Linked DNA regions of Homo sapiens: regions 2 and 3 are each linked to region 1. Evidence: chromatin loops called from intact Hi-C (ENCODE). Cell type or tissue: Caco-2. All regions are shown on one strand.

Region 1 (8,000 bases):
CTTTAAAAATATTTTATAAGATTATTTATTAAAATAATGACAGCTATCAAAGTCATATCCATGTGGACCAGTTTAAAAATAGATGTATGCTAGTTTGTCATTGTTTTCCTTCTTAATCTTATAGTTGAACATTGTAATACTTGAAGATTGTACACCTTCCATATACCTGAATCTGATAGGAGCTGAAATCCATTAGTCCACTAGCTAATACTATACACCCAATCTTCAGTTTATGATCTTAATTTTTGTAAATATTTAACCAGACAACTCATCATATATTGCATTCACCAACTGAAGTCATACAGAGAAAATGACTTATTCTGTCTTCTCATGGAACTCAGTCTGGTAAGGTAGATAGAAAAATCAAGAATTACAATGCAGTACAATCAGTGCTAGAAGAGAGATTTGGAGAGTGTTGTGGAAGCACAGCAAAGACACAGTTAAGTCCTTGAAAAGTGGAAAGGAAAAGCAGAGTTGCAAAGGACGTCTGATCACAAAGGATGTACTGTCTCTACTCATGCAAAGGGAAATTGCTGGTAGAACTCACTACCCCATTCCTGGACTTTTCCTGCATTATAAGAGAGTAAGAAAGAAATGTCCCTTAACAAAAAGCAGTATTTCTAGTTCTGTGAATACTCAAGAATCTCAATATTATTTACTTGCATTTGCTTGTTTAGTACAGTTGTTTTTTCTTAAGCAACTTTCATATATGAATTATCTACAACTTTCACCAGTAGAACATAGTACAGCTGCTGAAGACACCAGAAACCAAGGCCGTTTAACAAAATACCACCTCCACTTCCATTATAGTTTGGCGTAAACCATTCAGATAGTGAGCATCAAATTCTAAACTGTGTTGCTATATATCCTATAAGCTGTTAAAGGATTTTTTTGGAAAAAGGTAAAATTATGACTCTCATGCAAATATAAACACGTGAAATATTTTGTTTAAATCGTTTATGAGGGAACTAGTAAGATTAGTAAGATGTTACAACCAGTTCAAAGGAAATTTCAAAGTTGAAATCATATGTATATATTCATATATACATTCACATATATTCATATATATTCACATATATTCATATATTCACATATATTCATGTATTCATATATGTTCACATATATTCATATATTCATATATATTCACATATATTCACATATATGTTCACATACATATTCATATATTCATATATATTTTCACATATATATTCATATATTCACATATATTCATATATTCATATACACATATATTCACATATATATTCATATATATATTCACATATATTCATTTTTACATTCACATATATATTCATTTATATATTCACATATATATATATGAATCAGAAATGCTAAAGTGAATTTGCAAATAAATACAAACAAAACTGACCTCTTCTATCAGGGCAGGGATGCAGATCAATCAGTTCTCTCCACCAGAATTTTCACATCTTTAGACAAGTATTAGATGCACTGCTATCAGTTAGTTATAACTTACACAGAGTTGTAAAATAGCTCTTATTGTGAAAAATCTTAGGGCCCCATAGAAGCAGAAAACCCAAAAGCTTATGCTAGATGCCTTATTTTCCATTGAATACACCCAGTAATCTTTTGTTCTATTTCAAAGTCCTTCATAACTTACCCTTACAAAAACTATGCTCATTGTCAGTCCATTGTACTAAAGAAAGGCCTCCCTGCTATTTGTGCAAGCAGCAGTCAGACTATCATCTTTTCCCTAGGTTGCAGGTTTCTATTGAAAAAAAAAAAAACAGTCATGAATATCAGTATATTTGTACTTTTTGGGATAATAGTAGTCATTTTTGCTGACTGATCATTTACAAATCCCTTATCAATTACAACATGAGAACAGCAGAAAATCTACTATAAGCAACTGATATGTGAAAGTGATACAATGAAACAGATTTAGGACAAAATTGACCTTGGAAGTTGGTGGAGCAGAACATAAGCTCTCAAAATGGACCTGGACGTCTTGATAGCTAAGGTTTGGGTTCTTACCAAGAGACAGCATTTCTGTGTTGCTACTTAAATGAGCATTTTATAAATTGCTGTTTAATTTTATCAGAAAGCTTTTTGTTGTTTTTGGTTGAAAATATTCTGAAATGTTACAGGATTGGCCTAAGTTTGCATTATGCTAGTTTCAGGGAAATATTTCAGGCAGCATTTTTTTTAATGAAATATTTTTCTGCATTCTTTTACATTTTCTTTGAGATGTGAAGACAATATACAAAAACAAAAAATAAATTCCCAATGCCTATTTTTTCTTTCTGTACAGGCAGTCCTCACTTTGTATGGTACCATGTTAACTGAAACTCTTGCATATCTGAACTGTGTTCTTGATTTCCCTCTTCCCCATTCAAAGTGAGAGTTGCTTGTCTTTACAAGTTTTTGAATGAAATGTCTTGCTTAAAGAGTAATTTTTCTGTCTTTAGGCTATTAGACCAGCTTCCGAGAGCCAATGTTGTTCTCCTAAGGTATCTTTTTGGGGTGTTACACAACATTGAGCAACATTCCTCATCCAATCAGATGACTGCATTTAATTTAGCTGTGTGTGTCGCTCCAAGTATTCTTTGGCCTCCTGCTTCCTCCAGCCCAGAACTAGAAAACGAATTTACAAAAAAGGTAATGAAGTTTTTCATTTTTATGCCCTGGGAGACTGAGTCCCCGTTTTGAAACTGAAATTTGGGGTATTCTAAAAGATGATTTCTTAAATAACTTAAATATACCGTATCCTTATAAATTTGACTTTACTGGTAGACTATAGGAAAGTGAATTGTTAAGTAGAAAATGATAGCAGATGGGTTACTTCTCTTTTCCCTTTAAGGAGGCTAAACACCATGATTAAAACCATAAAGTGATAAAGCAGCTGATAAGATTTTTTAAATGAAAAGAAAAAAAGGACTTTGGAACTAGGACAGCTAAGCTTCCATTCTCAGCTCCACCCCTTGCCAGATGTACAGTCTTGGGCAAAATTACATTGACCCACAGTGTCCTCATCTAAAAATAAAATGGAGTCGGTGATAATACAGTAGTTACTTGAAATCACACTCCTGTAGTCCCTGACAGTTAATAAGGGGTGTGGGGATATCAGTTCCCTTTGCTCTTAACATTTCTCCTGCCCCTTGGCCTCAGCTACTGGGGCAAGGGAACTTCAGAAAGGTTCCAGTACCTCTCAATGGAGTCACAAAGCTCCCTAGTAAACTCTTACCTTTCCCTGCAAGCACCTCTTGTTAGGGAGCCTATCAGAAGGTGGCAGTACATGGATAGACCTGTCAGCCAAATGACTGGGTAGAGACTAGTCAGGAACACAAGTTTTCTTTCTAGCTGTCTTTCTCCTTCACAGTGCACTCGCAGATGAGCCCTCTTCCCAAGCTTATGACAGCCTGCCCTTTACACAAGAAATAGTTTTTATAAGTCTTTGTCTAATGATGCTTTATAAATTTTAATAACAAAATATATTTCTTTACCCAATTTTACAGACAGAGCCATTGGTATAAAACATTAAGCCAAGGCTACAAATAATAACTTTAGTCCACTGATTACATTTCTATGCCCAAACTACTTTTAAAAGTATCATAGTTTTTTAGGGAAACTGTTTAATGTACTTTTAAAGCCGATATGAATTTTTCTCTGGGTAGATGTGGTTTTTGTTAAAAATCAGGATTTATATATGAAATGTGATTTATAAACATGTAATATGAAAAGTAATACTTCGTTTGTCCTTTTTCTTACAGGTTTCCCTGCTTATACAATTTCTGATTGAGAATTGCCTTAGGATATTTGGAGAAGAAATCACTTCCCTCTTCAGAGAGGTTTCAGTGAGATGTGACACTAGAGAGAATGCCTCAGGTATTGTGAATAATTGGATTGGTTTTTGTGAGAAACAGACACATGGTTGTTTGTAAACGTGCTGGGATAGGGGTTTTCCTGGAGCCCACAGCAGCTGAAGTGAAAGGAGCCTCTGATCCAGGTCAATGGGGCCCAGGGCTTTTTGATCCTTCCTTAGATGGCCTGCCAATAGGTCAGCATATGTTAACAGTGTAGTGGGATTAAGAACTATATAGAGATTAGGTTCCAGCCTTCAATAAGTTAGTGGCAGCATGCTGTGGTATGATGTTTTTTGATGGGCTTTTTAACTTTATGAATAACCCTAATATATATAATAGAACTGCTATGGTTGAAACTGGTGTAGAAAGCCCAGAGGTAGTAGAGGCATGAATGTTTTTTTTTTTTTTTTTTGTCCTCTCCTTCCTTGTACTGGTCCCTCAGACACGTCAGAATTCTAGTGTGCTATGAAACAGTTTGAAACAACTAGCATCATTTGAGGTGGGGGAACACTGAATTCGAAGACATACAGCTGCCTTCAGAATATGAATCCTTGTGCCATCAATTACTAGATATGTTATCTTTGGCCAATTATTCTATGCCACTGAACATCATTGTCTTTATCTCTAAAATGTGGATGAAAATAATGTCTAACTTTTATGGTTGTTGTAAAGATTAAATAAGGTAATGGATATTAAGGAACTTTGTAAAAGAGACATTGTTAGAGTTAGTAAATGGTTTCCCCAAGACTAGTGTTAAGTATGTATAACCACTAGCAATCTGTTAGAAGGCAGAGTCTTACTCAGAATCTGGATATACTTATACCATGAAGGCAATAATTCCTTCATATTTTTTACCATTTCTTGGTCATATGACATGTTCATTGCTTTAAGAAAATCTTACTTAAGGAAAGCCCATTCGTCAGGAACTGAGATAAATCTCCTATACCCCAGCAATTTTATTTTTATTCTTCACTAACAATTGAGATTGTGAAAGATTCTCTCTTTCTTGAGAGTAGGAATTTGAACACTTCACATGAAAAGAGAATTTGTTCTTAAGGAAGCATGAGTATATTTGTGGTAAGTAAATATGTTAATCATGGTTTAATTTTTTTGACAGATATTTCTTGCTTTCAACTGAATGACTCCTCCTATGACAGCTTGGAAAATGAGCTAAATGAGGATGTTGATGCACCATGCAGTGACTTGGTAAAGAAACTTGGCCAGGGGAGCAGAAGCATGGACTCTGTCTTAACCCTCAGTGACTATGATCTTGACCAGCCCGAGGTGGAAGGCCTTTTAACCCTAAGCGACTTTGACTTGGCCCATTCTAAAGATGAAGATGTTCAAATGAAACGGCCTCTTGAATCCAAGCCGGTGAACATTTTAGTGTACACAAAGATCCCACTGCGGGATCATGCCAGGGCCCCATCTGCCATGTGCACACCCAGCTACCTGTCCACAGCTGCAGCAAATGCTGCAAAAAGCCTGAGGCGACACCGGCGTTGCTCAGAGCCCAGCATCGACTATCTGGATTCAAAGCTTTCCTACCTCAGGGAGTTTTATCAGAAAAAGCTACGCAAGTCCAGCTGTGATGCAATTCTTTCTCAAAAAGATGAAGACTATCTGAAGCAGAATCAACCCCTCCAGGAGGAAGGAAAGACATGTTTTAAACAGAGTTTAGTCACAGGCACTGATGTCAGCAAGAAAAATGCCACTACTCAAAACACTAAGAAGAAAAGCTTGTCTGGTAGTGAAGGAAATCACGTGAAACTTTTCCCTAAGTCTAAGCCAGTGGCCATTTCTGTGGCATCTTATAGTCCTATGTCCTCACAGGATCATTCCAAGAACCAGCCCTTTGATGTGAATACATCTGGATACTCCCCACCACACACAGCAGATGCCCTCAAGGGTCCAAGGACACATCGGCGCTGCTCAGAGCCCAACATAGAAGACCAGAACCGCAAGCTGACCTATCTCAGGGGAATTTATTCAAAGAAACAACATAAAACCAGCTGTGAAGCTGGTCTCTTGCATGGAGAGGAGGATTATCTCAAACGGCATAAGTCTTTGCAAATGGAGGGGCAGAAGCTCATTAATCAGAGTTTAGTCATGGGGATTGAGGTGGGCAAGAGTAGTGCCACAAACCAAAACACTGAGAAGGTTTTACCCCCAAGATTAAACCTTTGCCCAAGGACCAGCTATTCCAGCTTATCCTCCCCAGGCACTTCCCCATCCGGCTCATCAGTAAGCTCCCAAGACAGTGCTTTTTCTCAGATTTCTGAACACTCTGTGTTTACACCCACTGAGACTTCCTCTCCAATAGATTGCACTTTTCAGGCTCAGAGAAAACGGGAAGACCTTTCTCCTGACTTTAGCAATGCCAGCCATGTTTCCGGAATGCCCGGTCCCTCATCAGGGCAGGCTTGCAGCCGCCCAGCCTATACAAAGAAGGACACCATGGAGTGGCATTCACAAATGCATTCTGTAACTCTTCATCCCAGCACATGGTTGAGAAATGGTGTGGCCAGTTTGAAAAACTGGTCCCTCAAAAAGAAAGCAAAGGCAGCCAGACCAGAGGAAGAGAAAATAGCTTCTCCAAAAGGACCCTTAGAGCCACCCCCACATGCTTCTGGTGTTCCAGAAGCCAACTCACTGCAAGAGGAACAAAAAGACTTGCCCTTAAGGGCAGCTGAAGGACTGTCCCCTGTGCAGTCAGCCCAAAGGTGTAGTTCTTCTCCCTTCCAGGACTCAGAGAGACACTGTAGCTCTCCATTCAGCCTGGTGGAGAGCAGACTTAAGCTGTGCATGAAGTCACATGAGGAAATAGAGCCTGGTAGTCAGAGCTCTTCTGGTTCTCTGCCTTGGGAAAGAGCCTCAGCCAGCTCTTGGACTCTAGAGGATGCGACCAGCCCAGACTCAGGGCCTACAGTGGTCTGCGACATTGAGGACAGGTATTTAACCAAAGACATTTAAGCATAGTAAGAATCTGATGTCCACAAGAACAGGAACTGGGTTAATAATAATAGACAATAATTATTATGACCCCTTTGTATAAGATACCTGGGAGAGGTAGCATAAGGATTATCATTGCTAATACTTAGGACAACGAAATAATTCTCTTTATTGAGACTACTTGACAAATACTTTATGCTAAAAATTTTGTCACCTAAGTGTTTGGGAGGCTTTTTCTTATTAAAGGTTGGGATTGGTCCTGTCATGTGGTTTTAGAGATACTAACAGAGGGCTAGAGAAAGCATCTTCTGCAGAGGAAGCACTTATGGGAACAGTCTGTGAGATTGATGTCCTGAGAAGACCAAGATATCAGGAATGAGGAATAGGGGCCTGAGGAGAGAGGGGAAGGGTACAGAGAAACCATCTACATTCCATGGAATGTTTTTAATAAGTAGGCAAGAAAAATGCCACTAATCAAAGCATTAAGTGTGTCCAGTAATGAAGAACATCATATAAAATCTTTCCCTAAATCTAAGCCAGTGGCCATTTTTGTGGGATCTTACTAATCACGTGTCCTTACAGAATCATTCCAAGAACCAGCCCATTGCTACAGCTAGAGTGGAGAAAAACAGAGTGACTCAAAAGCCATGGGTACCATGATATCAGTTTTGTTGGTTGTATTTGTCGGTTTGTTTTTTCATTCATGTTGAAGTGCTTTGCAAGGCTTCAGGAAACAGAGTTGTGAGGAGAAAGAAGAAAATGGCTGCCCATTTCAGTACCCTTTCAAAGGTATCTCTGCCTAGGAACATTCTTCAGAAATGCAACTTCTTCTATTTAGAAGGTGACCTCCTGACAGCGTTCACTCTCAATATGGAGGAAAAGACCACAACAACTGTCCTTTCTCAATTACACAAATGCTGTTAAAATGTGATCAAACCATGGCATCACTTTGCTGAAATGTTTCTGCACAGTCCTGCCTCTTAGATTACAGTCAGCCAGAAAAACATACTTATAAATCATCCCTTTTCTGATTTTTGTAGTTTGGCAATTGAGAGAGCAATATTGAGGTTGGCCGGTTATAAGGAGTCCCACAATAGAATACCCAACAAAGTGGCTGCCAGGCCTTCTCAGACAGCCATTTGCTTTGGGTTTTGCTTCCAGACGTTGTTCCATATTTTTGCCCCAAATGTTTCATGGCTTATACCCCAT
Region 2 (8,000 bases), 110 kb after region 1:
GCTATGCACTTGTAAGTTTTATTACTAATTAGAACTTAACTTGCTTGAGAGTTTTGAATGAGGTGTTAAGTACAAAGTATGTTAACTTCGGCAGGGGTGAGATTTTTCCAGTTCAATATTAATGCCCCTACAAAAGAAAGAAGAGTAATGGAATATTTCACCCAGATGGTTTGTCTCTTTGATATCTACAAACATTTTGAAATGACTTAAAATATTTTTCAGCCTTTCTGTGCAGTTGCATTAGGTGATGACTGTTGGCTTACTTATTTCCTGCTCAGTTTTTCCTTTGCTCTCTCTCCAAACAACTTTTGTCTTGGTAGGCTGTAGTTGATCCACAAAATTGGACTTATAGCATTAAAAAGTTGGGTAATAATGGAGACAGAAGAGTGCCAACAGGTTGTTTCATAACTAATACCTTGTGATCAGCTGTTATCCTGCCACTCAGCATGGATTCTGAGCCTGATAATGGGCATTTTGAGGTGTGTACTTTAACTACATCAAGATGAGGCCATGGCCTCCAAATGATGGGGTTTCACCGGGGTTGCAGAAGAGCTCCAAGACTGTGCAATGAGTACTGCCCAAAAGTAACAGGCTGGCTGACTGAGAGCTGGCACAATGGCTGGACGTAGGTTTTAGTCCCTGGTGCAGGAAAGAAAAGCCAGGAAAGTCAGCTTCCCAGGGTGACCCTCTCTTTTGTCCTCTAAAATAAAAGAAACCTCTATATCTCACAAGTATAGCCACTTTGCAGTGCACCTCAGGACATGCAAGGAGAGGCTGGTAGACGTGGGTGCTGGGTCAAAGTATGTCCATTCCACTGTGTACATCAACAGTTTTGTAAATTCTGGCAGTCTTCTTAAAAGAACTGAAGAGTTTGACCAACTTACAAAAGCAATAAAGACAGGAAAATACTTGAAAGTTTATGTCATCATCATCTTAGGATGATGATTTTAATCATCACAAGACTTTAACCTCAAGAACTCTTGGTTTAACTGTTTTCCTTTGCCTTTTTTGGTTTAGTGAACCCGTTTAATAGAATCATACATATTAATCAAAAGCTCTGACCCAATATTTTCTCCTTCTCCTCAAGCTCCTGCTATTGGGGCACAGAGATGAGCAAAGTAGATCTTTTCATAACAGATTCGTTCAAGAAATTCAACCAATATTTATTAGCCACCTACTCTACATCAGGTACTCAAGGCATTTGGAGCACAACAATGAAAAAAAGAGATTGGACTTTAAAAGAACATAGGAGCTGTCACTTTTGATTTTGTAACTCAGATCTGATCTTAAGTAGACTGCATCACTTTAAGTTACTGTATACAGGAGAATCTTTTTTTAGCAATTTCACTTGGTTGTACAGAACATAGCTCACTGAGCAGCCAAAGCATGCTGCCTTCCCCCATAACAGAATTATGTTGAATGTAGCCCTGCCAGGATTATTAAATTTTTCTCCAAAGTATATTTGCTTGTGTTCAAAGAATGGTTTCTTGGCTAGGTGTGGTGGCTTATGCCTGTAATATCAGCATGAGCTGGGAGGCCAAGGCGGGTGGATCACCTGAGGTCAGGAGTGCAAGACCAGCCTGGCTAACATGGTGAAACCTCGTCTCTACTAAAAATAAAATTAGCTGGGTGTGGTGGTGCGCACCTGTAATCCCAGCTACTCAGGAGGCTGAGGCAGGAGAATTGCTTGAACCCGGGAGTCGGAGGTTGCAGTGAGCCAAGATTGTGCCACGCACTCCAGCCTGGGTGACAGAGCAAGACTCCATCTCAAAAATAATAAAACAAAATAAAATAAAAAAGAATGGTTTATCTACTGGGCAAGATCTACCCAATGTTCATACTTCAAAAAATTAGATCAGACTGTCAAAAAGTGTGTTAAAAATTTTTTTTCTGGGCTGGGCGCGGTGGCTCACGCTGGTAATCCCAGCACTTTGGGAGGCCAAGGTGGGCGGATCACGAGGTCAGGAGAGATTGAGACCATCCTGGCTAACACGGTGGAACCCTGTCTTTACCAAAAATACAAAAAAACTAGCCAAGCTGTAGTCCCAGCTACTCGGGAGGCTGAGGCAAGAGAATGGCATGAAACCGGGAGGCGGAGCTTGCAGTGAGCTGAGATCGCGCCACTGCACTCCAGCCTGGGCGACAGAGCGAGGCTCCGTCTCAAAAAAAAAAAAAATTTTCTGAGCTTGATTAAAAAACTACATTAAATTTTCACGTATGTTTCAATTTAGTGGCTGGGGAGGAGGGTAGAGTGCTATTATTCCTTTCTAAACAGGTTTCCATATGGCAGTTTGTTTTGGAATATTATAAGGAACTGTATGGGTTTCAAAGAACTGATGTTGCTCTAAAAAGCAAACAATTTATAGTTCCATTTTCAGCTATGAGTACTTCCCTTCTTTTACTTTGATTAGTGTCACTCTTTGCTTTTCTTCAATTAAAGAGGCAATGAATTCTTTCCAGCCCACTTCCAAACAATGCACAGCTGTATTCTGTCATTTGCTCCCTCTTCTGATTACAACCTAGAAATTTCCAACTCATAACTACTTCTTTAAGATTTCATGTATGGGTGGTTATCAGTAGAATACTTCTCTGACATATTGCAATAAACCACTTCTATTTTCAGTACACTCATCAGATGAGTGGTTAGGCTTAAGAGCAGAAAGATCTTTACATATTTGCTTTTTAAAAATAACTATTCTGAATGGAGAAGTCAAAGAATCGAATATCTGTTCATAATTCATACCTAACAGGCTTCTACCTATTCTTTAATACCTAAGATCTGTATTTTTTCAAGAAGCAATATCCAACAAATAGCGCTTTGCAGCTAACAAAACTCTTTCATAAACATAACATCTTTTAACTTAAATTACAAAACTATGTCCAATTATTATTTGGGTGAGACAGTAATTTGGCTAAGGTACTGGGGATAATTATTTCCACTTAACAGAGAAGTTACCTGAGGCCCAAGAGGGTTAAATGACTACATTCAAGAGGCACTGCCAAGCCTCAAGGAGACAACATATAATTCTCCATACAATAAACACTCTCATTGGAATATATAGTGAGCGTGTGTCTAAGATTTATTTAATTCATTAATGAAGGGACCTGCAGAATGACAATGGGTGGCTCAAAGCAGGACATGAGAAACTGACACATGCAGTCAATGGAAAAAAGAATGTCAATGGGAAATAAGACTGCAGAGATAGATACAAAACTGGATAACGCCCTTCAAGGCAAGAAAACCGTTAACTCTTGGAGTTACCTTCCCTACCAAAGAGAAATTTTTTTTTGAAACTTATCAATTTTTTCTAAGTTAATATCTAACTTTAGAGAGTTTGGGTACTAATCAAGAGTACGCACTAAGTCAAAGTTACCTTTGACGAAGTTTGCACAGGGGTCAGCAAACTTAAACTGCGTAGAGCCAGACAGCAAATATTCCAGGCCTTATAGGCCATGTGGTCATTGTCACAACTCTTCAACATTGCTGCTGTAGTATGAAAGCAACTATTCACAGTAAGGAATGAATGAGCATGGTTGTGTTCCCATACAACTGTATTACGACACAGTTTGTTAACCCCCATCCTAATAAAACATCAAGTCATCCTTCAGTGACCCAGTTAGACAATCCTCTATATACAACTTTGAAGAGACATGCAGTTCTTCATTTCCAATTTTCAGATAATTTTTAAACAGTATCCAGGTCTTTAAATGATAAATTTGATGCTTTTCCCCTACTACGTAAGAGAGCTGACTTTGCTGTCTCTCTCAGTCTCATTCAGTCCTTAGAGTTCAGATAAGAAACAAATAAAGCTGTATGAAAGAAAAAGATTAAAATTTAAAAATACTAAGAAAAGTGTTTTTCTGTAATTCTCAGTCTTTGGCTTGCTTGCTTGGGGAGAATATTCTGTGGACCACCTATCCCTTTCCCATACCTTGAGGAATCCTCATTAGAATCCATGGGAAGCCTAAGACTGGTAAGACATCACCAAGGCCTATCAGAAATGCATGAGGCCAGGTGCTTCCCAGTGATGGAAGAGCACTCATCTGGAGGAATGATCACAACGGAAACACGTGATGCAGGAAGGTGGAGTCCATGTGCCACCTATAGGACCTTTAGCACTCATGCCTCAGAACCACTGACCTACAAGATCAAAACTAGCAGAGGGACCTGTATTCAGCTCATTTGAAGGCGGTTTCCTCCAAGATATGTTAAAAAAAAAAAAAAAGTTGATGAATTGAACACTGTCCTTTTCAATGCAGTGGAAATTACCTCATTTTTTAAAAAAACATTCCTATGTAATACCTGACTCCTGTTTAGTTAGGATGCAAGCTCAGTATATTGGTCTGTATTGAGCTTACGTAGTCCCATCCATAACAAGTGACTGCCAGAGCCAAATGCTAGAAGCAGATTCCTTGTAAGATCAGGATTTGATTAATTCAAACACTTACTATATACCTACTGTGGGCTAAATACTATGATAGACATTGCAGTTATAAAATTGAACACCAACCAAGTCCTTATTCGTAAAAAGAGTAAGCGCTGGCCAGGCACGGTGGCTTAGGCCTGTAATCCCAGCACTCTGGGAGGCTGAGGCGGGTGGATCACTTGAGGTCAGGAGTTCGAGACCAGCCTGGCCAACATGGTGAAACCCCGTCTCTACTAAAAATACAAAAAATTACCCAGGCTTGGTGGTATTCGCCTGTAGTCCCAGCTACTTGGGAGGCTGAGGCCCAAGAATTGCTTGAAACAAGTGGGGCAGAGGTTGCAGTGAGCACAGATCACACCACTGCACTCTAGCCTGGGCAAGAGAGCAAGACTCTGTCTCAAAAAAAAAAAAAAGTAGATGCTATTCTATCAGGGAAAAACTGATGATGAAAACTGCTGATGTGCTAACTGCTACATGGAGTACATGCTACATATGCCATATGTAGTAAATGCTCTAAAGGGCGCCCTGAAGCAGAGTAATGGGACAGACAAGACAGTGATAAAGGCCACTGAGGTAAACCAAGCTGAGTGCTGATGATTTCAGAAATGACTAGTAAGCAAGGGAGCCAGAAAGGCAAAAGGCTCTGCTTGCTTAATTTTGTATTACTATCAAATCAAGTCTAAAAATTACATGACAAATAATATCTTAGATAATAAGCAAATGGGAGTCAAAGGAAAAAGGAAAGAGACCTCTATTAGATAGTTTACTACTAACAGTCACTGAGGCAGTGATGCCCCTCACCGTGAGATCCTTTCTATCAACTCCCCTTGGAAGCTGCTACTGGTAGATTTAAATTATCCTTTAACTCCCCATTTCTGTTCTATTATAGCCACATGTATTTGTGCCTGCTACTGATCATGCCTTCCTCCTGCCAGCTGGTTTTCTAATTTTTCAGATTCTAGAAATTATAAACAGAAAAAAATCTGATAAAAATAACTTGATATCATGTGACATACTGACACATTAAAAGAATCCTGTCATTGCCTAACCAAGATCACATTTCTACTCTTCAATATTTCTCTAATAGAAAACAAAGTTTATATGTAATGTTTGAATGTCTTACTATGGTTTATTTACTTTATAAAGTTTTAGTAATGTAAAATACATTATTCCTATTTTTTTGGGTAATAGAACAATAAGTTGTGCTATAAATAAAGCCATCTAACAAATTCTGATCCAAAATGTGGCTTACCACAAAATTTCAGGTAGTTTAAGGAAGGAAAAACAATTAAAAGATTTGTGAAAAAGAAGAAAAAGAAAAGATGGGGAAACATATGAATAGTCGAAGTCTCTCCTAGAAAACAACTTTTCAAGTAAATATAATCATTCTAGTAACTGTTGAATGACCACTACAGTGACCACATGGATCATCATATGATACTTAAATAGCTAGTAAGAAAATTGGAAAGCTGTCCTTTGAGACAGAAAAATTAGACAGTATTTTCACAGTTAAAGGCAAAAGGTTTAGAATTCCTTAGAACAGCTCACTTAAGAAATTCAGTGGTTCTGAATTACTTAATTATAGGTTGGTTTTATCTGTGAAAGCCAAATACAATATTAAGTATTAGCACATAACCAATAATTACATAGAACTCTATACCAAAGGAAGATGCCTTTCTTGGTGGAAAAATGACTACAAAAGGTAAAAAAAAAAAAAAATTACACAGCATTGAAAGAGAGCCCGCTATTTTTTCCTTTCATTTAAATCAATAGTCAAGAAGCAAAATGTTGGGAGTTATAGAATAAAACAAGTGAGCCATCATAATAAAGCAGACACAAGAATCTTTCAAATGTAAGAGAAAAAGCTAGCTCCTCTTAAGTTTAGAACACTGTTAGTTAAAAGGCCAATATTCACAGGAGATAAGGGGCCAATAAGTTAACAGTTACTCTGATATCTCCAAATACTTGGAAACCCCTCCCTTCTGATGATGGGCCAGACTTAGTGCTTCACTTCTAATGAAAAGAATAGTTGGGAGTGATACTGTGTCACTTCCACAACTAGCTCATAAAGAGGATCCAGTTCTGCCTGGCATGCATGCTCTTCTGAGGATGCCTGCCCTTGGAACCCAGGCGCCAGGTTGTGAGGAAGTCCAGGCCACACAGAGAAGCCACGTGTGGGTGTTCCAGCCAGTATCTTCTCCTAGACCCCCCAGCTGATGCCAACAGCAGACACCAGTCATATGAAGAATATGCCTGAAGATGATTCCAGAACCTGGCCTTTGAGTCATCTAGCTTAAGACCTAATACATTGTGGAGCAGAGACAAGCTATCCCTGCTCCGTACTCTAAATTCTTGACTCACAGGAACTGTCTGAAATAATACAAGATTCTTGTTTTAAGCTACTAAGTTTTGGGGTAATTTGTTTTGCAGCAATAGATAAACCAACACATTTACCTACAACACACATATATCAAATACAGAAGGATTTTTTCAAACTGAAAAATCACCTTTATACAAACCAATTATAGATTATATCCTCCATTTAATAATTTTAGAAGGTTTTATAAAATAACACAATTAAACTTCATTTGAACTTTTCTAATTTGAAATATAAGACAATTTATACTCTAAATTTTAGAGTGCTTTGGTTGAATATAATCATTAAAGTAGCTCTGGAAGGAGAGTTTAGGTAATCCACACACAAAGACAAGAATAATGAAGCTAATTAAGAGAATAAATTGGCTTTGAAGTACTTTAAAATTATAGCACTGCTATGGTTTGAATGTCCCCTCCAAAACTCATCTTGAAATTAAATTGCCAGTGTAATGGCATTGAAAGGTGGGTCCTTTAAGAGGTGATCTCCTTTAAGAGCAGAGACCTCATGAATGGATTAATGCCGTTATCTCAGGTGTGGGTTAGTTATGTCAGAAGTGGGCTCCTGATAAAAGGATAATCATTTTGCCCTCTTGCTCTCACTCGCATTCTCTTGCCCTTCCACCATGTAATGATGCAGCAAGAAAGCTGTCACCAGATGCCAAGCAGATGCTGGTACCATGCTCTTGGACCTCCCAGCCTCCAGAACCATGATCCAAATAAATCTCTTTTCTTTATAAATTACCCAGTCTGTGTTATTCTATTATAGCAACAGAAAATTAAGACAAGCACTCTCCACATAGAAAGCATTCAATAGTTATGGCCAAGCACGGTGGCTCACATCTGTAATCCCAGCATTTTGGGAGGCTGAGGTGGGTGGATCACTCGAGCTCAAAAGTTCAAGACCAGCCTGGGCAACGTGGTAAAACCCTGTCCCTAGAAAAAATACAAAAATTAGCCAGGCGTGGTGGTCCGTGCCTGTAGTACCAGCTACCTGGGAGGCTGAGGCACGAGAATCCCTTGAAACTGGGAGGCAGAAGTTGCAGTGAGCCGAGATCATACTATTGTACTCTGGCCTGAGTGACAGAGTAAGACCCTGTCCCCCGCTCCCCCCACCAAAAAAAAAAAAAAAAAACTACTCAATAGTTATTAAGCATCAAATGATACTTCAAGTTCTTCCTAATCACTTTTTACATATGA
Region 3 (8,000 bases), 130 kb after region 1:
AAGGTGTAAAATATCTTTTTTTTTTTTTAACTTTGCCTCATTTTTTTCCCAAAGCCACTTGGGAGTATGACATCACCATTAGTCTCTTGTGCCTCTAGGAGAAACTCTAAACAACACAAACTCATTCACACATACAAGTTCAGGTCCAGATGCCCCTCAATCTTTTTATGAGCTTATTTGCCATCTCTAAATTCTCCTTGGTGAAGTGTCTGTTCATATCTTTTGCCCATTTTTTTAATTGTGTTGTTTTCTTACTGTTAAGTTTGGAGAGCTTTTTACATAGCCGGGATACAAGTCCTTTCACTGGATATGTGATTTACAAGTATTTTCTCCCAGTCTGTAGTTTGGCTTTTCAGTCCCTTAACAGTGTCTTTGGAAGAACAAAAGTTTTTAATTTTGATGAACTCTAATTTATTTTTCTTATATATAAGAATTTATATATAAATTCTTTTCCAGTCATGTCTAAGAATTCTCTGCCTACCTACCCACAGGTCCTAAAGATTTTTTCTTGTTCTTTCTTTTAGGAGTTTACAGTTCTAAGTTCTACATTTAGATCTAAGTCAATTTTGCATTCATGTTTTTATAAGATGTGAGGTTTAGGTTGATGCACCTTTTTTTTCCCACATGAATATCCAATTGATTCAACATCATTTGTTGAAAAGAATACCCTTTCTTCACTAATTGCTTTGCACCTTTGTCAAAAACCAATTGGCCATTGCCAAGAGGTGGAAACAACCCAAATATCTCTCAAGTGATAAAGAGATAAAGAAAATGTGGTATACGTAAGTGAGAACATGTGGTATTTGGTTTTCTGTTCCTGCATTAGTTTGCTGAGGATAATGGCTTCCAGCTCCATCCATGTCCCTGCAAAGGACATGATCTTGTTCCTTCTACGGCTGCACAGTATTCCATGGTGTATATGTACATTTTCTTTATCCAGCCTATCATTGATTGGCATTTGGGTTGATTCTATGTCTTTGCTATTGTGAATAGTGCTACAATGAACATATACATGCACGTATTTTTATAACAGAATGATTTATATTCCTTTGGGTATATACCCAGTAATGAGATTGCTGGGTCAAATTGTATTTCCAGTTCTAAATCTTGGAGGAATCACCACACTGTCTTCCACAATGGTTGAACTAATTTTCATTCCCACCAACAGTGTAAAAGTGTTCATATTTCTCTGTAACCTCACCACATCTGTTGTTTCTTGACTTTTTAATAATCACCATTCTGACTGGCATGAGACCCTGTCTCTTTAAAAAAGTAGAAGAAAAGCAGCAGCAGCTACAATTACAAGAGTTAGAAGGTGCAATGCATTTTATCCCAAAAAACAAGCTATAAATGGTGATTAAGTCAGTTGTGAAGAAATAGGTTCTGTGTGTTGGCTCAAAAATTTAGCCAACATTATTTTTTATGGGAAAACAAATTCCAAATAACAAGCAGCTGACCTGAAAATAGATTATGGAAACAAAAGCTATTCACAAAATGGGGAGCTTTTTTTTTTTTGGCTTTTCATATACACAGAGAACCCTACAAAATAAACAGTGGAAGATAACCTATAAAACTATAAAAGAATAAAGGATATAAAAGTAACAAACAACAACTACAAGGCTAAAACTTGCAGCTGATCACAATATGGGTATACTAATATATGATGTATATGAAGGAATGAGGTGCAAAAGTTATATAACTTATTATATACACAGCCCCAGAGTAATATTGGTGGCTGTCAGCTTTTAGTGTCTTTATAAGTGGTTGGCTATATAAAAGTAAATGAACAGGGAAAATGTGTATGTCTATGTGTATACATGTATGTACATGTATATATATACATGGATATACACATATATGTAAACACAAAGTGATGTTTTATGAGAAATGCATTCTCAAAGATTTTGGAAATTGTACAAGTCTCATATTTCAAGAATTATTTTCTCAAAGAAACAAAATAGAAAAGTGGATTCCTAAAGTTTAAAAATCTAAAATCCTCAAACATTTTTGTTTTAAAATATACTTAAGTAGAACAAATGTTTGATGTAAAATTCTTTTCATTACTATGTCCACCTTTCAAATAACCAAAAATACATCATGTCTTACAGCAGTCCCGAGCCACAGGCCACACAGCAGGTGAGCAGAGGGCAAGTGAGGGAAGCTTCATCTGTATTTACAACTGCTCCCCATTGCTCACATTACCGTCTGAGCTCCACCTCTGTCAGATCAGCAGCTGCATTAGATTCTCATAGGATGAGAACCCTACTGTGAACTGTGCATGTGGGGGATCTAGGGTGCACCCTCCTTATGAGAATCTAATGCCTGATGATCTGTTACTGTCTCCCATCACCTCCAGATGGGACCTAGATCTAGTTGCAGGAAAACAAACTCAGGGCTTCCCACTGATTCTACCTTATGATGAGTTGTATAATTATTTCATTATATGATACAGTGTAATAATAATAGAAATAAAGTGCACAATAAATGTAATGCACTTGAATCATCCCAAATCCATCCCCACCCCAACCTTGCCCATGGAAAATTTGTCTTCCACAAAACCAGTCCCTAGTGCCAAAAAGGTTGGGGGCCACTGCCTTAGAAAATACAACGGTAGTTACCAGCAGATGGGAGTGGGGGTAAGGAAATGAAATGAGCATGTGCTGTTCAAAGGCTACAAAGTTTCAGTTAGGAGGAATTTGTGTTTAAGATCTCTAGCACAGGCCGAGCACAGTGGCTCATGCCTGTAATCCCAGTACTTTGGGAGGCCGAGGCAGGCAAACTGTTTGAGGTCAGGTATTCGAGACCAGCCTGGCCAACATGGTGAAACCCCATCTTTACTAAAAATACAAAAATTAGCTGGGTGTGGTGGTGCTCACCTATAATCCCAGCTATTAGGAAGGCTGAGACACAAGAATCACTTCAACCCAGGAGGTGGAGGCTGCAGTGAGCCAACATCATGCCACTGCACTCCAGCCTGAGTGACAGAGTAAGACTCTGTCTCAAAATATTATAAAAAATTAATTTTAAAAAATCTATAGCAACAGCATGGTGACTGCAGTTAATAATAATGTATTGTGTATTTCAAAAGTTACTAACAGTAAATTTCAGATGTCTCATCACAAAAAATAAGTGAGGTGAAGGATATGTTTATTAGCTTAAGTTAATCATTCCACATTGTATACATGTATCAAAACATCACACTGTACCTACCCCATAAATACAATTATGATCTGTCAATTAAAATTAATAATAATAACATACTTCATGCCTTAGCACAGATAATAACCTGATTTAGGAACACCTTACAGCAACACTGATATTAGCCCCTGGTGCTAGCATTTTAGCCACCATCCTGGCTTGGTTATACAACAATTTTCATGAACTTAAAAGTATATACATTTTAGTACTGCTTTGATTTTGTTTACATACTGGCTAACAATTCAGAGTGCTTTCTCCTAAATTAACAGTAGTATGTATCATGACAGGTTTTTGGCTTTCTTCCTAACATTTTGTTATATCTAACCTCTATTCCAAAATAACTCATTTTCAGATACATTTTTCAGTATTAGCACTTAATGCTTGGCTGAAACTGATACAGGCTTTAAAAATGATTTTAAATTATAACCACAGTTTAAAATATCATCACCATAGTCAAGAAAATCATACAGATATTCAGATGTCTATAAACAGCATGGTTCACATGGTGCTGACAAAGGATGGCAGGGATTTGTTTATTAGCTAAAATGGTCCATCTTTAGCTGCAGTAACAAATGTAAAATTTACAACTCACACAGCCTGCCAGCTTAAAATTACAGGATTCCTGACAACAGTTTTGGTTTCTGCAATGCTTCTGATTTTGCTAGAGTAAGAATCTCAATACTGTTAATCTGCACAATTTCAAATATATGCATATAAAATGACATGAAGAATAGTAAAGCATGCTTACTAATTTCAAGGTTGGTGAACTCATGAACCAAGTTTTGTTTTTTTAAAACAGGAATAATGATAGTAAGTACTTGGGCAAATCCTCAGAAGTTGTAGCTGTGAAATTAATTCCTAGAGAAAGTCAGATCTCTGCAGACTGCTCTGCTCCTTTCCTTTCATGTAACTTGAGTGTTTGCCAACGGGAAAAGACATTTTGTGTGTGTGCATCTCATATTAAGATCATTTTGTATTATCTACTACGATGCTGACAATACAATTGCCTGCCCCGACACCTAACCCCTTTCCCAAACAAAAATCTAGAGGATGGCTGTGTGGGAATATTATATATTAGAAATGGAAATTATGTGTAAATATAAAATCTAATTTTCTAGATTAAAGATTGATCTAGCATAGTCAGAAATACATTATATCAATAGGGACTCAAGCATGAGGGGAATACAAATAAACTTATACAAACACAATCAGGATCTTCCAATTTGTATAATTTCCCTCAAAACAGACACATGAAGAAAACAGGTAATATTGAAGAAAAAAATGTCTTGAGAGTAAACTAGGTAAGTTGAATCTCAGGTGTGTAACTGCCCCCTAGTGACAGAATATTATGATACACTCTGAAAACAGGTACCTGCATCATCCAAAAGATCTATATTAATATAAAAGTTGGCAATGAGAATGTTTATAAGTTTGAACTGTTTCCAAAATTTATGACTGTCCCTTTTTATTCATGTGTTCACTTATTACTTCATTTCGTATACAATGAGGAATTAAACAGGAATGACTTTATCCCTCATCGCAGTCTATTGGGAAAGATACACAAGAAATACATAATTACTAAACTGTGACAAATACTATAAAACAAGTGAACAAGATGCTGAGAAAGAGAATAATGGGTTCAGGGTAACAAGAGAACCACTACTTTGGACTGGGTGGCTGGGCAAAGCCTCGCTAAGGAAGTACATAAATTGAGATTTGATAGATGAAAAGCTAAATTTTGGGGATGGGAGAGAGAGGGATGTGTCTCAGGGAGAGGGTAAAGTATATACAAAGTCTCAAAGGTAGGAATTTTGGGTGAGTTCAAGCTCTTGAGAAAAGGCCAGTATCACCAAAGTGAGACAAAGAACAATGAGAAAAAAACAAAAAAGAGGAAGAGTGGCAGATGGGGCCAGATAATGCAGAGCCTTTTACGGCTGGGAATACAGATTTTATCCTATGTGCAAAGGAAGACACTCATGGTTTTTTGTTTGTTTGTTTGAAGGAGTCTCACTTTGCTGCCAGACTGGAGTACAGTGGTGCAATCTCGGCTCACTGCAACCTCCGACTCCCTGGTTCGAGGAATTCTCCTGCCTCAGCCTCCCAAGTAGCTGGGATTACAGGCATGCACCACCATGCCCAGCTGGGTTTTTTTTTTTTTTTTTTTTTTTTTTTTTTGTATTTTTAGTAGAGACGGGGTTTCATTATGTTGGCCAGGATGGTCTCAATCTCTTGACCTCGTGATCCGCCCATCTCGGTTTTTTTTTTTTTTTTCCAAGATGGAGTCTTAGTCTGTAACCCAGGCTGGAGTGCAATGGTGCAATCTCAGCTCACTGCAACCTCTGACTCCTGGGTTAAAGCAATTCTCCTGCCTTGGCCTCCCCAAGTAGCTGAAATTACAGGTGCACGCCACCACACCTGGCTAATTTTTGTATTTTTAGTAGAGACGGGTTTTCACCATGTTGCCCAGGCTGGTCTCAAACTCGTGACCTTGTGATCTGCCCACCTAGGCCTCCCAAAGTGCAGGGATTACAGGCGTCAGCCACTGTGCCTGGCCCACTCATGGCTTTTAATCAGGGGACTGACATGTCTGATTTCTGTTAGGACAAATTACCTGGCTGTTAAACTCCAGAGCAGAAGCAGGTTAGCACAGCTCCAGGCGCCCAGTGGCTGGCCAGCCCCTCGTGCCGACTGTAGGGATGGAGCCAACAGGACATGCTGGAGGCGAATCTTGGGGGCACAACTGGCAGGAGGTGCCGATGGACTGGATGTCAGGTTGGGAAGAAAGAGGAAGGAATGGTGCTCTACGGTTTCAGGTTCGAGCAGCCGGGTGGTGCTCATTACTGAGGTAGGAAAGACTCGAGGAAGGACAGGTTTCATCAGGAGGAAAAAAGGCAAAAGCTGTTTTAAATATGTTAGATTTCCAAGAAGTGATGTAAAGCAAGAAGTTAGATCTGTAAATCAGGGCTCAGAGGAGAGGTCTGAGCTAAGGATGTAAATTTAAGAGTTTATCAATATCTAGAAAGGATTTAAGGTCACAGAACGGATGAGATCACCCAGGGAGAAACTGTAAAGAAACTAAGTACTTCGGTCAGCCATGTTTGGAGTACGGTGTTCATCTGTATGACTTATGACAAATGCAGTGTTTAGATGGGCTCCTGCATTCAGCCTTAGGAATTAATGAAACAGCTGCCCCCATAATGTTGTGGTAATAAGCTCTTCTTTATAATGATAACATTGCACCCTTCCTGATTTCATTTCTCTCATCTTTATTCTAGAAAGAAGCTTAGGCTTAACTCTGTCTTTGGTGAATCTAGTTTAGCTTACTTATCTCAAGCTTATCTTTAAATACAAAGATTTGTGGACATGTCAGGATACTTGATCTTTAAAGCTTTTCTTCTGAGTCTGAATACGCGAATTTCTATGATACCAGCAGAATTTTTAAATTTACATTAAATTTTCTATATTTCTTGGGTATTCGGAAAAAAGATTATTTCAGTGCTTATCTCTGTGTGATGATATGAAGTGTTAAATTCTTTTTAAATGTATTTTTAAAATTTGCTATAATGAACAATGAATCTGTATTAATACCTATGTTAACAATATTAGCTAATATTTATTTAGGACTTGCTTGGATTTACTCATTTGATCTTTACAGCAACTTTATGAGGTAGATATTAATATTATCCCTGCTTTACAGATGAAAAGATGAGTTATGAGTAGGTTAGATACCCAACCCAAGGTCACAAAGCTGAAAAAGGGATACAGCTGGGAAAGAAGCCCAGGCAGGACATTCTTCCATTCCAACCAATGACTTTCAGAAAAAACTTTATTTAACTGTGACTCACAGTACGAATTTCATTTTACATCATGACCCAGTACATATATACTTGTAAAATAGCTAAATAAACATTTCCTAAGATAATACCCTTGCAAAAGATGATATGTTTTTATATGTTCTTTTTGATTTCTTTAAAATGCTAGTTGGGAGTGACTAAATTGATTTCATGACCTTGTAATAGTTGTCACCTGCGGTTTAAAAAAAACTGTACTGTAATATATAGTCACAAGTGATGAAGAAAAAAATACTTTTAAAAACTTAAAAGAATACTTTCAAGTATTAAGATCATAATACTTATGTTTTAATTTAGAAGAAATTAATATAAAGCAATCCACACAAATTATTTATGCAAAAAGCATTTTACACTATTTTGAGAATATGTAACTTCATGTAAAATAGCAGTTGGAAGCCATTTAAATAAATGTTTAAAATTTTCATCTTCACAATTTTTATCAAATAGGACATTTAAAGAGCTTTTGCTAACCTATAAAAATAAACAATACCTCATCAGAAAAATAAGCAAATAATACTGCCCAAAGCAATTTACAGATTCAACACTATTCCTATCAAACTACCAACATCATTTTTCACAGAATTATAAAAAAACTATTCTAAAATTCATATAGAATTGATGCAGGGTAGACAGGCCCCAAAATTGGGGCTTAGCCCAGGAAGGTTCTTAGCTTTGCCCAGGAAACGATTCAGGGCGGGTCGGTCGTGTTAAATAGCAACTTTCATTGAAGCAGCAGCATACAGCAGCAGCAGAAGTAGGACTCCTTGTGGAGCACAGCTATCCCATAGGCAGTGTGCCCAGAGTGAGGCAGCTCAGAGGTTGTTCTGCAAATATATATATATATATATACGTGTATATATATATATATATATACGTATATATATATATATACGTATATATATATATATACGTGTATATATATATATATATACGTATATATATATATACACA

Evidence for each region. Peaks named below come from ENCODE experiments on the same cell type or tissue, not always from the same donor. Only the 100,000 strongest peaks of a DNase experiment are listed, where the experiment ranks them.
Region 2: a loop joins it to region 1, with 2.5 times the contacts of the local background. A loop is called at or near these places in 1 of 110 quality-filtered maps.
Region 3: it touches region 1 in a loop (3-fold over the local background); 1 of 110 quality-filtered maps calls a loop at or near these places.

What each region holds. Positions count from the first base shown.
Region 1 is chr11:110,578,182-110,586,181 of GRCh38, reverse strand. ARHGAP20 (Rho GTPase activating protein 20) reads left to right here. Exons shown (of 15, transcript NM_001384657.1): 13 at 2,445-2,634; 14 at 3,747-3,861; 15 at 4,957-8,000. The coding sequence ends at 6,812. It overlaps LOC124902753 (a long non-coding RNA gene), which reads right to left and starts at 2,449. Exons shown (of 2, transcript XR_007062888.1): 1 at 1,637-2,449. In Caco-2, no CTCF peak of the experiment used is centred here; a DNase peak (open chromatin) is centred at 3,239.
Region 2 is chr11:110,463,834-110,471,833 of GRCh38, reverse strand. FDX1 (ferredoxin 1) reads right to left here. Exons shown (of 4, transcript NM_004109.5): 4 at 6,950-8,000. Among named protein-coding and RNA genes, the nearest start is that of FDX1, 38 kb to the right of the region's middle. In Caco-2, no CTCF peak of the experiment used is centred here; no DNase peak of the experiment used is centred here.
Region 3 is chr11:110,444,647-110,452,646 of GRCh38, reverse strand. All of the region lies in intron 2 of FDX1 (ferredoxin 1), which reads right to left. Among named protein-coding and RNA genes, the nearest start is that of FDX1, 19 kb to the right of the region's middle. In Caco-2, a CTCF peak has its summit at 4,536 (motif pointing left); no DNase peak of the experiment used is centred here.